Regions from separate parts of the Mus musculus genome. Here region 2 is linked to region 1. A link is a contact called in ENCODE Hi-C or POLR2A ChIA-PET data. All regions are on one chromosome and are shown on one strand. Each heading gives the region's core, a stretch centred on a gene start or an enhancer-like site at or near the end of the contact. The rest is flanking DNA. Distances are from core to core; before and after follow the strand shown.

Region 1 (6,627 bases), core at 2,235-4,734:
AAACACAAAGCAGGGGGCTGGTGAGATGGCTCAGTGGTTAAGAGCACCGACTGCTCTTCCAAAAGTCCTGAGTTCAAATCCCAGCAACCACATGATCTGACTCCCTCTTCTGGAGTGTCTGAAGACAGCTACAGTGTACTTACATATTACAAATAAATAAATAAATAATAAATAAACAAAACAAACAAACAAAACAAAGCAGGGCTGGCAAGATGACTCAGCAGATAAAGGCACCTGCCACCAAGCCTGACCGCTGGGGTTCAATACCTGGGACACAAGTAAATGACAGAAGCAGAGAGTCAACTCCTACAAGAGTCCTTTAACAGGCTGGAGAGACAGGCTAGAAAGATGGCTCAGCCTGCAAGAGCACTGACAGCTCTTCCAAAGGTCCCGAGTTCAAATCCCAGCAACCACCTGGTGGCTCCCATGCATCCACCTCCCTGCACACACACACACACACACACACACACACACACACACACACACACACACACACACTCACACCTAGAACTCGCCCTATGAACCAGATTGACCCGGAGCTTACACTCATCATCACACCTCTGCCTCCCAAGTCCTAGGACCACAGGTCTGCCCTGCCACACCCAGCTGAAGACTACTAGACTGAATATATCTTCATCATCCACTGGAGGATACGCTCATAGACTACTTGCTAAACTCTGATTCCCACGTAAAACGCTGTGGCATATGTGTAAGCCCACATGTATGAGCACATATGCACAGACACACATGTAAAATAAAAGTGATAGGGGCTGGAGAGATGGCTCAGAGGTTAAGAGCACTGACTGCTCTTTCAGAGGTCCTGAGTTCAAATCCCAGCAACCACATGGTGGTTCACAACCATCCGTAATGAGATCTGATACCCTCTTATGGGGTGTCTGAAGACAGCTACAGTGTACTTAAAATAAATAAATTAAAAAAAAAATAAATCTTGCTGGGTGTGGTGCACTCAGGAGGCAGAGGCAGGCAGATTTCTGAGTTCGAGGCCAGCCTGGTCTACAAAGTGAGCTCCAGGACAGCCAGGGCTGTACAGAGAAACCCTGTCTCGAAAAAACAAACAAACAAACAAATAAATCTTTAAAAAAATAAAAATAAAATAAATAAAAGTGAGGCAAAGGCAGGCAGATTTCTGAGTTCGAGGTCTACAAAGTGAGTTCCAGGACAGCCAGAGCTATACAGAGAAAAGAAACCCTGTCTCCAAACAAACAAACAAACAAACAAACAAAAGCAGTATTTATTTATGGTGTGTGTGGAGGTCAAAGGCCAACTTGCCTGTAACTGTACCCCGAGACAACTCCTCACTGGGCACCCCATTCTTTCTTTTATTTTTTTCTTTATCCCTTAGCTCTTTTTGCCATTATTTGGTTTTTAGACACAGTCTCATTAAATAGACCAGGCTGCCCTTGAACAGAGATAGGAAAGCCTCTGGGATTAAAGACGTGTGCCACCATTCCCAGCTCTGTTATTTCTTACTATTTTCCATGTCCCTCTGAGAGGACACAGCTCCCTGCTGACCCATAGCCAAGCAACCTGCTCCCGACAGACAAGCAACTCATGTAGAACTCAAGACAGTCACTACCAAGGCCTGGAGTTAGGTGTGTCTCATTTCACAAGTTACATACAAGCATATCTTTGGGCTGGAGAGATGCCTTGGGGATGGCACAGGCTGCTCTTCCAGAGGACCTGGGTTTGATTCCCAGCACCCACATGGTGACTCAAAACTGTTTGTACCCACAGTATCAGGGGTTCAGACTCCCTCTTCTGTGTTCTGAGAGCTCTGCACACACATGGTGCACAGACATACATGCAGACAAAACACTCATACACATAAAGTAATAAAAAAATTTTTTAGCCGGGTGTGAGGTAGGGTGGCGCACCCCTTTGATCCCAGCACTCAGGAGGCAGAGGCAGGCAGATCTCTGAGTTTGAGGCCAACCTGGTCTACAGAATGAGTCCAGCAAGTACCCAGAGGAATCCTGTCTTGAAAGAAAGAAAGAAAGAAAGAAAGAAAGAAAGAAAGAAAGAAAGAAAGAAAGAAAGAAAGAAAGAAAGAGGAGGAAGGAAGGAAGAGAATTTATGTAAGTTTGTGGATGTCATAGTGCACACCATTAATCCTAGCACTTGGGAGGCAGAAACAGATGTATCTCTGTCAGTTCAAGGCCACTCGGGTCTACAGAGTGAGTTCCAGGACAGCTAGGGCTACACAGAGAATCCCTGTCTCAAAAAAAACAAAACAAAAAACCAAAAATGCTTTAAAGCACATATCAGTTTTTCTGGTTGTTTTTTGTTTGTTTGTTTGTTTGTTTTATTGAGACAAACTCTCACTAGGTAACCAGTGTTAGCAACAAACTCATGACCATCCTGACACAGCCTCCCCAGTGCTGGGACAACAGCCATGTGCAACCACACCTGGCGATACAGTTTTTGTTTGTCAGCGTTGAGGTCTGAAGGCATGCATGGTAAGAGTCTTCCAGTTAGCTGTGGTCCCAGCCCCTGCAGTATCACTAGAGGGACAATTTCTAGATGCTCCCTGCGCTGGACAGTTTTATGTCAGTTTGACACAACCTAGAGAGGAGAGAATGTAAATAAAGAAATGTCGGCCGGGTGGTGGTGGCCCACGCCTTTGATCCTAGCACTTGGGAGGCAGAGGCAGGTGGATTTCTGAGTTCGAGGCCAGCCTGGTCTACAGAGTGAGTTCCAGGACAGCCCCAGGGCTACACAGAGAAACCCTGTCTCGTAAAACCAAAAAAAAAAAAAAGAAAAAAGAAAAAAAAAACCAAAAAAATTCTCCATCCGATTGAGCTGTAAGCAGGCCTGTACAGCATCTTTCTTTCTCTTTCTCTCTTTTCTTTTCTTTTTTGTTTTGTTTTGACTTACTTTTTTTTTCAAGACAAGGTTTCTTTGTGTCATTTTAGCTGTCTTGGAACTTGCTCTGTAGACCAGGCTGGTCTTGAACTCAGAGAGATCTGCCTGCCTCTGTCTCTCAAGAGCTGGGATTAGAGTGTGAACCACCACTTCCAGCTGGGCATTTTCTCAATTCATGATTGATGGGGGGAAAGCCAGCCATTGAGGTGCCACCCCTGGGCTAGTGGTCCTTTCTATAAGAAAGCATGGGACAAGCCAGTAAACAGTCGTGTCGTCCCCCCATGGCCTCTGCCTCAGCTCCTGCCTCCAGATTCCTGCCTTGCTTGAGTTCATTCATGTCTTGACTTCCTTCGATGATGAACTGTAATGTGGAAATGTAAGCCAAATAAACCCTTCCCTCCCCAACCTGCCTTTGGATCACGATACTTCAACGCAGCCATAGAAACCCTAAGACATCATCAAATAGATTGTAATTAGTGAGGGATACAATCTATATGAACAGGGAATCTTCACAGGTCTGGGCAATTGGGACAGTTCCCTTTGTTGCCGGTAGGTGTCGCTCTAGACCAGGATGGCAGGAGCGGCCTTGGCGGTTGTAAAGCTAACTAACTGTAAAGGAATGCTGCTCTTTGGCTCCAAAAATGGTTTTGACCTCGCTGCTGGGACTTGCCGCTCTTCGACTGCCAGGAAACAGTGTGTGCCAGGTCCCAGCCACGGAGGACGGAGGAAATATCTAGTTGCATGCCATGCAATGGAAACGCGACTTCCCTGGAACCAAAACAGAAACAGGATGAACGGCCCTCGCCTCTCACCCTCCTCACCTCGGAATCTCTGGTTCTCCACAGTTTCAATACTTTGTGGTTCCTAAAGAACAGAACTAATGTTTCCCCCACGTATTTAATAAGCTCCAGGGCTGTATCTCCTCTGCCTGCTGGAGTGAATGAAACACAGCTTTGTTTGCTCTTTCTGGCTTTAGGGCCCAGAGCAGGCTCTCAATCGTTACAGGTTCTAGAAACCACAGTGGCAAGATGTCTGTCTGTCTGTCTGTCTATCATTCTCCTCCTTCTCTTAGTCTTTTAAGAAAAGTATATATGTACACACACACACACATACACACACACACGTACAAACTGGATTCAAATTTGTAGTTTCTCTTGGTGGAAATGGTTGCTGTCTGGCAAGGTCTCAGCATGACATCAAACCCACTATGTAGTCCGAGTTGACTTTGAACTCCCCATCCTCCTGCTTCTACCTCCCAAGAACTGGGATCAAAGGTCCACACCACCATGACTAGCATTCTTTTCTCTGGCAAGGATTTTCAGTATCTGGAGGCTTTATGCCAAAATGAAATAATACATATGATGTTCATTTAGGGCCTCACCATGACCCAATATAAGTTGTTGAAATAATTCATATTATGACCTTCTTAAATTATAATATGATGTTCATATTATAAGTTCTTAAAAATCTGTTCGTGTCCTCTCACTGTAACAGCTCAGTGGATAGGATGATTGCCTGGTTTTGATCCCCAGTACCACATAAACTTCACCATAGTGGGGCATGTCTATAATCCTAGTATTCAGGAGGTGGAGACAAGAGGATCGGAAGCTCAAGGCCGACCCTGGTGATGTAACTGGTTTAAGGGACAGCCTGGAATAAACAGACCCTTGTCTACAAAAAAGGGAGGGGGCTCAATTTTTAAAAAGTAGCATCATTATTATGACACGTAGGTCATGACAGTACATGGCCAGTCAGGACCTTGAAGAAGCCCAGCAACCTGAATCAGGCTTTCATTGGGACTCATGCCTGCCTGAGCTGTTTGGTTACAGAAGCTGATGTGACATAAGGAAAACCAATCACTTTGTGGTAACAGACATGGTTTATTGGCTGTGCTGTATATAAAATATGGCTAAAGGCTTGAATTAGCAACTAGAACATCAAATCCATTACGTCGGTCTATAACCATCCTTATGGCTACAGTACCATTAACGAGAGAACTAACTATAGCAGGTTTTAGTGTGGGTATATATTTTGTTTTATTTTATTTTATTTTATTTATTTTGGCTTTTTTCTTTCTTTTTTTTTTTTTTCCTGGTGCTGGTATTTTATTTCTTTGCGTACATTAGGCCATGAATTCGTATGGAATGGGCTCCAACAGCTCAGGCTCTTTTCCGTTAGTCCTCACAAAGTGTGCTTCTCTGGGTGGCGCAGGCTGGCGCTTCAGCTGCACCCAGGTGCCCTTCTCTTTGGCTTCCTTTTTCTTCTGGTCGTTCTCCTTCACCCGCTTCAGGAAGTTGTCTCTGCTCTTTGAGTGCTTGATGTGCTCAATCCGCACATTGATCCTCTTGGCCAGAATTTTGCCCTTAACCTGCTTGTTGACAATGATGCCCACGGCATGCTGGGTGACATTGTAGACTCTTCCGGTTTTGCCGTGGTAGCACTTATGGGGCATTCCTTTTTGAACAGTACCCATTCCCTTGATGTCTACAATATCACCCTTCTTGTAGATTCGCATGTATGTGGCCAAAGGAACAACGCCATGTTTCCTAAAAGGCCTAGAGAACATGTACCGGGTGCCTCTCCTCTTTCCCTTTGTGTTCGTCATTTTGGCGAGTTACTGGAAGATGGCTGCCTATTTTGGCTTTTTTCAAGACAGGGTTTCACTGTATAGCCCTGGATGTCCTAGAACTCACTCTATAGACCAGGCTGGCCTTGAACTCAGAAATCCGCCTGCCTCTGCCTCCCAAGTGCTGGGATTAAAGGTGTGCAGTCACCACTGCCCGGCTATTTTTAATTTTTTTAAATTTTTTTATTTTATTTATTTATTTTTTTGGTTTTTTGAGACAGGGTTTCTCTGTATAGTCCTGGCTGTCCCGGAACTCACTTTGTAGACCAGGCTGGCCTCGAACTCAGAAATCTGCCTGCCTCTGCCTCCCGAGTGCTGGGATTAAAGGCACACGCCACCACGCCCGGCGAGTATTTTTTATTTTTAAAGATTCTTATTTATTTTATATATGTGAGTACACTGTCTCTGTCTTCAGACGCACCAGAAGAGGGCATCAGAACCCATTACAGATGGTTGTGAGCCACCAAGTGGTTGCTGGGAATTGAACTCAGGACCTCTGGAAGAGCAGTCAGTGCTCTTTTTTTTTTTTTTTTTTTTTTTTTTTTTCCATTTTTTATTAGGTATTTAGCAGTCAGTGCTCTTAACCCTGGAGTGACAGACTGGAGTTACAGACAGTTGTGAGCCGCGCCATGTGAATTCTGGAACCAAAACCTAGATCTTCTGCAAGAGCAGCAAGGGTTCTTAACTGCTTAACCGTTGAGCCTGTTCACCAGCTTATTTTCTTTTAAGATTTATTTATTTATTATATGTAAGTACACTGTAGCTGTCTTCAGACACTCCAGAAGAGGGAGTCAGATCTCGTTACGGATGGTTGTGAGCCACCATGTGGTTGCTGGGATTTGAACTCTGGACCTCGGGAAGAACAGTCGGGTGCTCTAACCCACTGAACCATCTCACCAGCCCCAGCTTATTTTCTTTTAACCCTTGAGAGTCTCACAATGTAGCCCTGACTGGCCTGAAAGTTGTTATATAGGTTAGGCTGCTCTCACAGAGATCCATCTGCATCTGACTCTAAGTGCTGGGCTTAAAGGCCCAACACCTGTCCAGCCTTTGTTTGCTTGTTTGCTTGCTTGTTTTGTTTGTAGGTCTGTTTCACCAGAAAATAAACTAGAGGCAGG
Region 2 (6,627 bases), core at 2,380-4,879, 110 kb after region 1:
TCCGCCACTCAGGAGACTAAAGCCACACCAGCACTGGCCTCACACAGGATGTTGGGCTGGGGCAGGGTGGGGGTGGGAGGGTGTCCGATAGATCAGTGACATGTTGTGGGAAGCCCAAGCACAGGGGACAGGTGAGGCGAGCTTGAATCCCACAGTTGTGCTCCTAGAGAGCAGGACTGTTGCTGGGCATGGCTCCAGCACCTCCTGTCCCTTAGGCTAACCCAGCAGTACCCAGTAGTGTCAGGACCTCCCAGCAGATCAGTTAACTGCCTGAGCTATTTAAGACCTTTCTTCTAGAGGACTGTCCTGCCCACAGCTCCTGGGCAGATGGGCCCGGCTTGGCTACACCTTGTTTGCATGGGGACAGATTAGCTCAGGAACCCCATCAGAGCTGTTTAACCTGGAGATCTCCACGTCCTCCTACCCAGGCATGGTCAGATCTGCCACGTGAGACAGGGGTCACCCCTGTGCAGTTGCTCTCTCCCCACAGTTCACTGTTCCCTGTTAGGAAAGGCCAGGGTAGAGGGTGGGGGTGGGGCAGAAAATAAGAGAGAGAGAAAGGAGGAGTCTTTCTTTAAGTCTTTTTTTTTTTCCAGGAAGGTGTCAAGGGGTGGACCAGACTTATATGGGCCCAGGAATGTTCTCCTGACAGGGGAATTTTGGGGGCTGATAGTGGTAAGAAAAGGAAATGACCAAATCATTGCCCAGAGGTGGCTCTCAGGCTGGTTCCACACACAAAGCATAGATCTGTGTGGAAAATGGTCAGCTGAGCTCCAATGAGCTGCCCTGAGTCCTGACTATCTGCCCTTGAGGGATCTGAACCGGGAGATGGCTCACGGGCTGGGCTGGTTTTGGACAGAGAGGGTGCCCAGCCAGGTTGGAGACTGAGACCAGGCCATCTTTAGAAGCTGGGGTGGAGAAGCCCAGTCTCAAGTAGCCACGTGGTGATTCAAATGACTCCTTCTTGGTGTCTGGTGTAGGGGTCTGAGGGCTCCTCGGGCCAAGGGAGCTCCTGACCTCCCCTCTTTGCTGGTTCTTAGTTCCTGGTTCTAACCAGCGGACTACTAAGCACTCCCAACTTTTGCACCTGTATCGGGTGGCGTCCAGTTAACTGAGGTCAGCACGGCTAGATAGGAATCCTGCATCCAAAGACTAATCCCACCACCAAGGTTGAGGCAGCCCTCCCCTGTCCATCACACTTGGGGGCCCTGTCTCTTCCCCTTTGGTCCTATGTACCGTGCAGATAAACCAGACGCCGATGCCATAACCTTTCCGAGGTGATTTCCAGTGTATTCTACCTGGCTTCCAAACCCTGTACACTGCTTTCTCACTAAATAGACTTCTGTTCACAGCCAGCTTTCTGTTGCAGGTCTGAGCCCCTTCACGGGGTGGGGGTGGGGGGGTCCTTGTCACTGGTCATTTAAGGCTGCTTCTTATTCTCCTGATAGCTAAGGCTAGAGAAGGAAGTGTTGGCCCACCCGTGTGGTTCTAAGGAACTTTCATTTTATACATCTTTAGGTGTATGTGCATGTTCATGCCTGTGAGTGGGTACACATGTGTGTGCACGTGTTTGTGGTAGGGCGGACAGGTCTCCTTCAGGTGTCATTCCTCAGGTACTGGCCACCTTGGGTTTTCTGAGACAGGATCTCTCACTGACCTGGAACTCACCTTGCACAGTGAGCCACAGGGGTCCGCCTCCCGGAACTCGCTGTGAGTAGTGAGCCACAGGGGTCCTCCTCTCTCAGCCTCTGCCCGGAGGTTACAGGCACACACCCCCACCCCAGCTCTTTGACCTGGGCTTTGAAGGTCAAGCTCGGGTCCTCATGCTTTTGCAAGATAACTTTTCTGGCTGAGCCAACCCCTAGCCTAAAATGTGATCACTTTACGACCAGGACGGGCTCAAGGGATGAGGAAGGCTTTTTTGAGTCCTGTCGCTAGAGGGTCAGAAAGATTCTTCAGACAGCAGTGGCAGCCAGAGGAGCCAGGAAAGGGCCAAACGAGAGGAGGGGCTGTGTGTGGTGAGACCCGACGGAGCGGCCTTCCCTGCGGCCCTGCCTCTGGCCGGCTGGCTTTTTCATCTTTCCGGTGTGTGTCTGTGCTGCGAGGTGCTATGCGAGTCACTCCATGATCTCAGCCTGGACTTGCCCCAGTGCTCCTGGAATGTGCTCCTTATCCTGGCCCACGGCACCATGCTCTTCCACCCGCCTGACCCTTAGCCCTGCCCTAAACCTTATGTGGCCGGTAATACCTGTCACCGAGGTCCTGAGTAGGGGATACGAGGAGAAAGTAGCAGGGAGGGGACAGTTGTAGACTGGGGCGAGGGAGCATTTGAGCGGTGGGGTTATGTGGCGGTATCCTAGGCAAAGTGTCCCGGGTAGAGTGCTGTGAACACATAGGGCCAAGAGGCTGACCAGTAACTCTCAGCGAGGCTTCCCCACCCCCACCCCACCCCCAGCGCCCTTGACCTCAGCATCTTGTATACTTTCTCCTTCCCCACTCTACTCTCCCTCCTGCCAGAGGGCATCTCTCATGGCCTGTCTGCCTCAGGAGTCGGCACACTGGGGGGCTGTAGGTTTGCCCCCTTAGTCTTTTAACCTCCCCATTTCCCAGGCATAGGCTAGGCAGGATCATCCCCTATCAGACTTCACAGCCCTAGCCTGACTTCCAGGCTCCTCTGAGAGCTTGCTTATCTGGGGTAGAAGGCCTGGGGTGGGGGAGGGGGCTTTCTGAACTGAGCCAGGCCCGCACCTGTCCTCCTCCTCCTCTAAGAAGGGGTGGGGTATTTTCATGCCTTGCCTTGGGGCAGTTACACTGGCCCCAAGCCTGTTCTACCTCCACCTTGGTCCCAGCTCCTAGGTCGCTCTTCTGTCTCCCTGGCCAATGGGGTCCCCAGCAGTAGGTCCCCCACAAGGTCACTGAGCCCTGCAGGTTAGTTCTTAAGAACACTCTGAAAGCAGTGACCAGGCACCTGGTCCCAAACTGCTTGGTTAGCTTTGAGCTCCATGGCCTGTGGGAGTATGTGCGCGTGGCCCTACCTTTTGACTGCAGCCATATAATTAGCTCTCCTGTAATAGCCATTCCTCATGGACGCCTTTATAAGCCCCTCAATTCTGGAGTTAGTCATACATGGGGGTCAGCTCTGAGTTCTGCCGCTTCCTATGCAGTGGTGACCGTGGGTAAGTTGCTTAGTCTGTGGCCTGGTTTCCTCTGTCAGGTAGGTGTGTTCTGCCTGGCCTCTCAGGTGGCCTCCGCCTGAGCTGATGTGTAGTGTTTACCCTGAGCACACAAACAACAGAGGTGGTCAGAACCTGGTCCCCACATTTTCCTGAGGTTCTCTGGAGGACGATTCACCCTCAGTGATTTGATGTTTCTACAGTGAGCCTAGACAACTTGAACCAAAACATTTAAAACGTATCAACAGGTACATTCAGGGGGTCTGGAACAGTGCTGGTCACAGCAAGTGCTCCGACGGCCACTTGGGTAGGTAGCCTGCACCGAGTGTTCTGCCCTCCTGACCAAGTGGGGCATGTCCCCTCTTTCCTGCCACTCACCACTTTGCCGTGTCACTTTGAGCTCCTGTGGGGTCCTTAGTACAGATGGTCCTGGTCCCTTCTTGTCCCTTCCCTAGAGTCCGCTGGTCTCTTTCCTTTCCCAGGGAGTCATTCCCAGCTTCCTGTGCCTTCTGACCTAGTGACCTCGGCTGGGGAGGGGAGCGCCTGCACCCCAGGAGCCGTAGCTGCTGATTTACGAGCTTGCACCACCCTCCCCCACGGCTGGAATGTTCAGCTAGCCAGCTCAGCTGTCTTCAGAGGCAGAGATGGCCGAAGTCTGGGGCCTGTTTTCACTCCAGTCCCAGGAGCCCCCAGTACTTGATGCCCCATGCTTGTTCTCTGGCTTGTTATGGGACCTCAGGTGGGTACCCAGACTTTCCCACCAATCCCCACGCCCCACCCCACCCATCCCCACGAGTGGGAGGCTCTGCAGTGGTCTTGCTTCCCTAAAAATGTGAAATCCCTAGTCTCTCTCCCCTCCCCCACTGCAAATCATGACCTTTTGATTGTCCCCAAAGGGTGACAGTTCCCCAGGGACTGGTCCCTGGTGTTTGGTTTGGAAGTGGCTTGTCCTGCTGATCTTTGCATTTGCAGGGGATGTGGCTCTATCCGCAGCCAGCAACTGGGGAGCCCCAGTCTTAAATCCAGAGTCTTTTCATAAGCAAAGTCTTGGCCCTTTAATTGATTGATTACAGAGCTGAGGATGAAGGGCCTTGTACACTGCCACCAAGTGCTCTGCCTCTGAACTGTACCCACCCCTGCCCCCAACCTTCAGGCTATCTTTCCAGCCTCGGTTTAGATAAGAAGCACCCCCCCTTCCCCAGTGGAGGCTGGGTGTCCCGTCCCTGCTCCAGCTTAAGTACTTAGCACACTTTGTCGGCCTGTCTACCTGACCCTACATGCAGCGTTCAGCGAGCTGGCGGCTATGTTTGCTTTCTCTTTCCGTCTAGAGTGGAATGAAGGAAGCCATTTCTGTAATGGCCTGAGTGAGCCCCTGTGTTCCTAGGAACATGCCCAGTGCCAAAGATGGTCAGCAGGAGACTGCTACTGGGCGCTGAAAGTCAAACCACCCACTCACAGCCCCTCCCCCAAGGAGAGTACAGAAATAGTTTCCCCCCTTGGGCTGGGAATGCTTTCTATGGTCGATGAGTGGCTTGGGGGTCTTGAGCTGTTTTCTTTATTCGGTACAGATAGAATGTCTTCTCTTGATTTGGGCTCCGCTGTGGCCCTTAAGAAAGGCCTCCTTAGGGAGTGGCAGGAAATAGGGTCTCACTTTGTACCCTTCATGGCTTTAAACCCTTGATGCTCTGTTTCCCCAGTGACCTAGGTTACACGTGTGCCACCATGCACATCTGAAAAGGAACATTTCTAGATGCCCAGTCAGAGCTCAGGGAGCTAGCTGGGAATTAGCAGCAAGGCAGATCTAGGATTAACCTAGAGAGCCCACAGCCTCATAGGACCAGACCTGGTCCCCAGCACCACGGGGCTTGGCTATGTGAGTCTTTGATGGGCTCCTTGCCCATCTTACCCCGACCTGGGTATTCCTGCTAAAACTGCCCCAGGTCCTTCCCCTGCATGTCCAGTTGAGGCACCGATCAAGAAATTCCACAGGACAGCCCCGCTTCTGCCAACCCACTGCACGGAGGGAGGCTGTGAAGTTTCTCTTTCTGGATTTTTATGTTTTTTTTTTTCTTTCAGAAAACAGGTTAACAATTAAGCTAATTAACCACAGGGCCTGCTGGCTCTCTTTGTTCCTATAAAGCTGGGGTAAATGGCTTCCTCCCCCAGTTTCTCCTGTTCCCATTATGGTAACTGGTGGCATTAGAGCATCAACCACGGGGAGAGACAGGCCCAGACCTCCAGGAACCAAGGCCTCACTGTCTCCCTGTCCTGGGCCCTTGCAGTGGAAGGAGCTCAGGAAAGTGAGGGTGAAGCTGGGCTTAAGAAGAGAGGCTGGTGGGGAGGTTCCCGGCCTGGCAGGGGAGGTTCTGGGCCTGGGCCTCAGCAGCTGGGGCCTGGGTGATCCTGGGTCTTAGGAGGGCCTGGGCCTGGGTGATACTGGCTCTGGGAAGCTGTGAACCTGGGTGACCCTGGGCTTGGACAGCTGTAGGCCTGGGTGATCCTGGGCCTTGGACACCTGTGTCCAGGATGATTCTGGCCCCAGGAAGCTGTGGGTCTGGGTGAGGCTGGGCCTGGACAACTGTGGGCATGGGCTCAAGGGCACTTTTGGTTTCTGCAGGTCTGTTGTGGGGGCCACAAACTAAAGCAAGATGAGGCGGTTCCTGAGAACTGGACATGACCCTGCCCGGGAGAGGCTGAAGCGGGATCTGTTCCAGTTTAACAAGGTAAGGATGCGGTGAGGGAGGGCAGGGGAAACCCTGGCCTGGGCTCCTCCCCAGGGGCTGGGGCTGGGGAGTGACACTGCCTGAAAAGCCCCCTGGGAATCTTAACTGGGAAACAGAGTGGCATCCCCTAGGAAGAGGTATATTGTTATTGTTTATTTCTGAGACGGGGATCTCACCATGTAGCCCTGACTGGCCTGGAACTCACAGAGATCCACCTGCCTCTGTCTCTTGAGTGTTAGGATCAAAAGGTCTGTGTCACCTTGCTGTCTAGGAACGACATTGGGCCTGGGAGTTAGAATTCCTTGTCCCAGGTCTCTCCCTGGCTAGAAATGACTGAGAGTTAACTCCACCAAGCCCCTATCTTTCTACCTATGACAGGTACAAAACTTTCAGCCCTGCCTGCTTTGTCACGGGGCTGCCAAGGAGGCTAAGGGACAGAAAAGATGAAAGCACGTTGAGTCCCGAGGTATAATAACATCCTTATGATGTTGCAGCCCTGTGGCCTCAAGGACCATTCCCCTGATACTGTCCCCAAGGAAAAAGCTTTCTCTGCAGGCTCCAGCCTGGGAGGAGGGGGGGGGGGAAGAGCACCTGAGGGAGTGGGGCAGAGTGTGGCATCTGAAGCCCCAGGAGCTTTGCTGGCCTCCCCAAGGAAGCTGGGCCTCGGAAGGCTAAAGAGTGTGACAGGGTGTGACAGAGCTCATTAGCTTCCCCCTCCTGCCACCCAGCAA

The links. Hi-C counts contacts between places; a loop is a spot of excess contacts on that map. ChIA-PET counts read pairs that join two places held with the same protein, here RNA polymerase II (POLR2A).
Region 2: POLR2A ChIA-PET joins it to region 1 with 10 read pairs in Patski. The contact joins two enhancer-like sites. A Hi-C loop is called at or near these places in 1 of 37 maps with a recorded cell type or tissue (heart). POLR2A ChIA-PET finds 5 or more read pairs at or near these places in 2 of 5 experiments (Patski and embryonic stem cell).

The regions. Positions count from the first base shown.
Region 1 is chr11:115,719,321-115,725,947 of GRCm38, forward strand. Gm42096 (a long non-coding RNA gene) reads right to left here. Exons shown (of 2, transcript XR_880315.1): 2 at 3,336-3,651. It also overlaps the pseudogene Gm11703. Among named protein-coding and RNA genes, the nearest start is that of Gm42096, 4.3 kb to the right of the region's middle. Within about 2 kb of position 3,485, at least 2 of the 3 ENCODE cell types and tissues checked have a DNase peak (open chromatin) inside an H3K27ac peak, as active enhancers do; they include heart, where a contact is called at or near this core.
Region 2 is chr11:115,829,007-115,835,633 of GRCm38, forward strand. It overlaps Llgl2 (LLGL2 scribble cell polarity complex component), which reads left to right. Exons shown (of 26, transcript NM_145438.2): 2 at 5,791-5,896. The coding sequence starts at 5,822. Among named protein-coding and RNA genes, the nearest start is that of Llgl2, 8.3 kb to the left of the region's middle. Within about 2 kb of position 3,630, at least 1 of the 3 ENCODE cell types and tissues checked has a DNase peak (open chromatin) inside an H3K27ac peak, as active enhancers do; it is heart, where a contact is called at or near this core.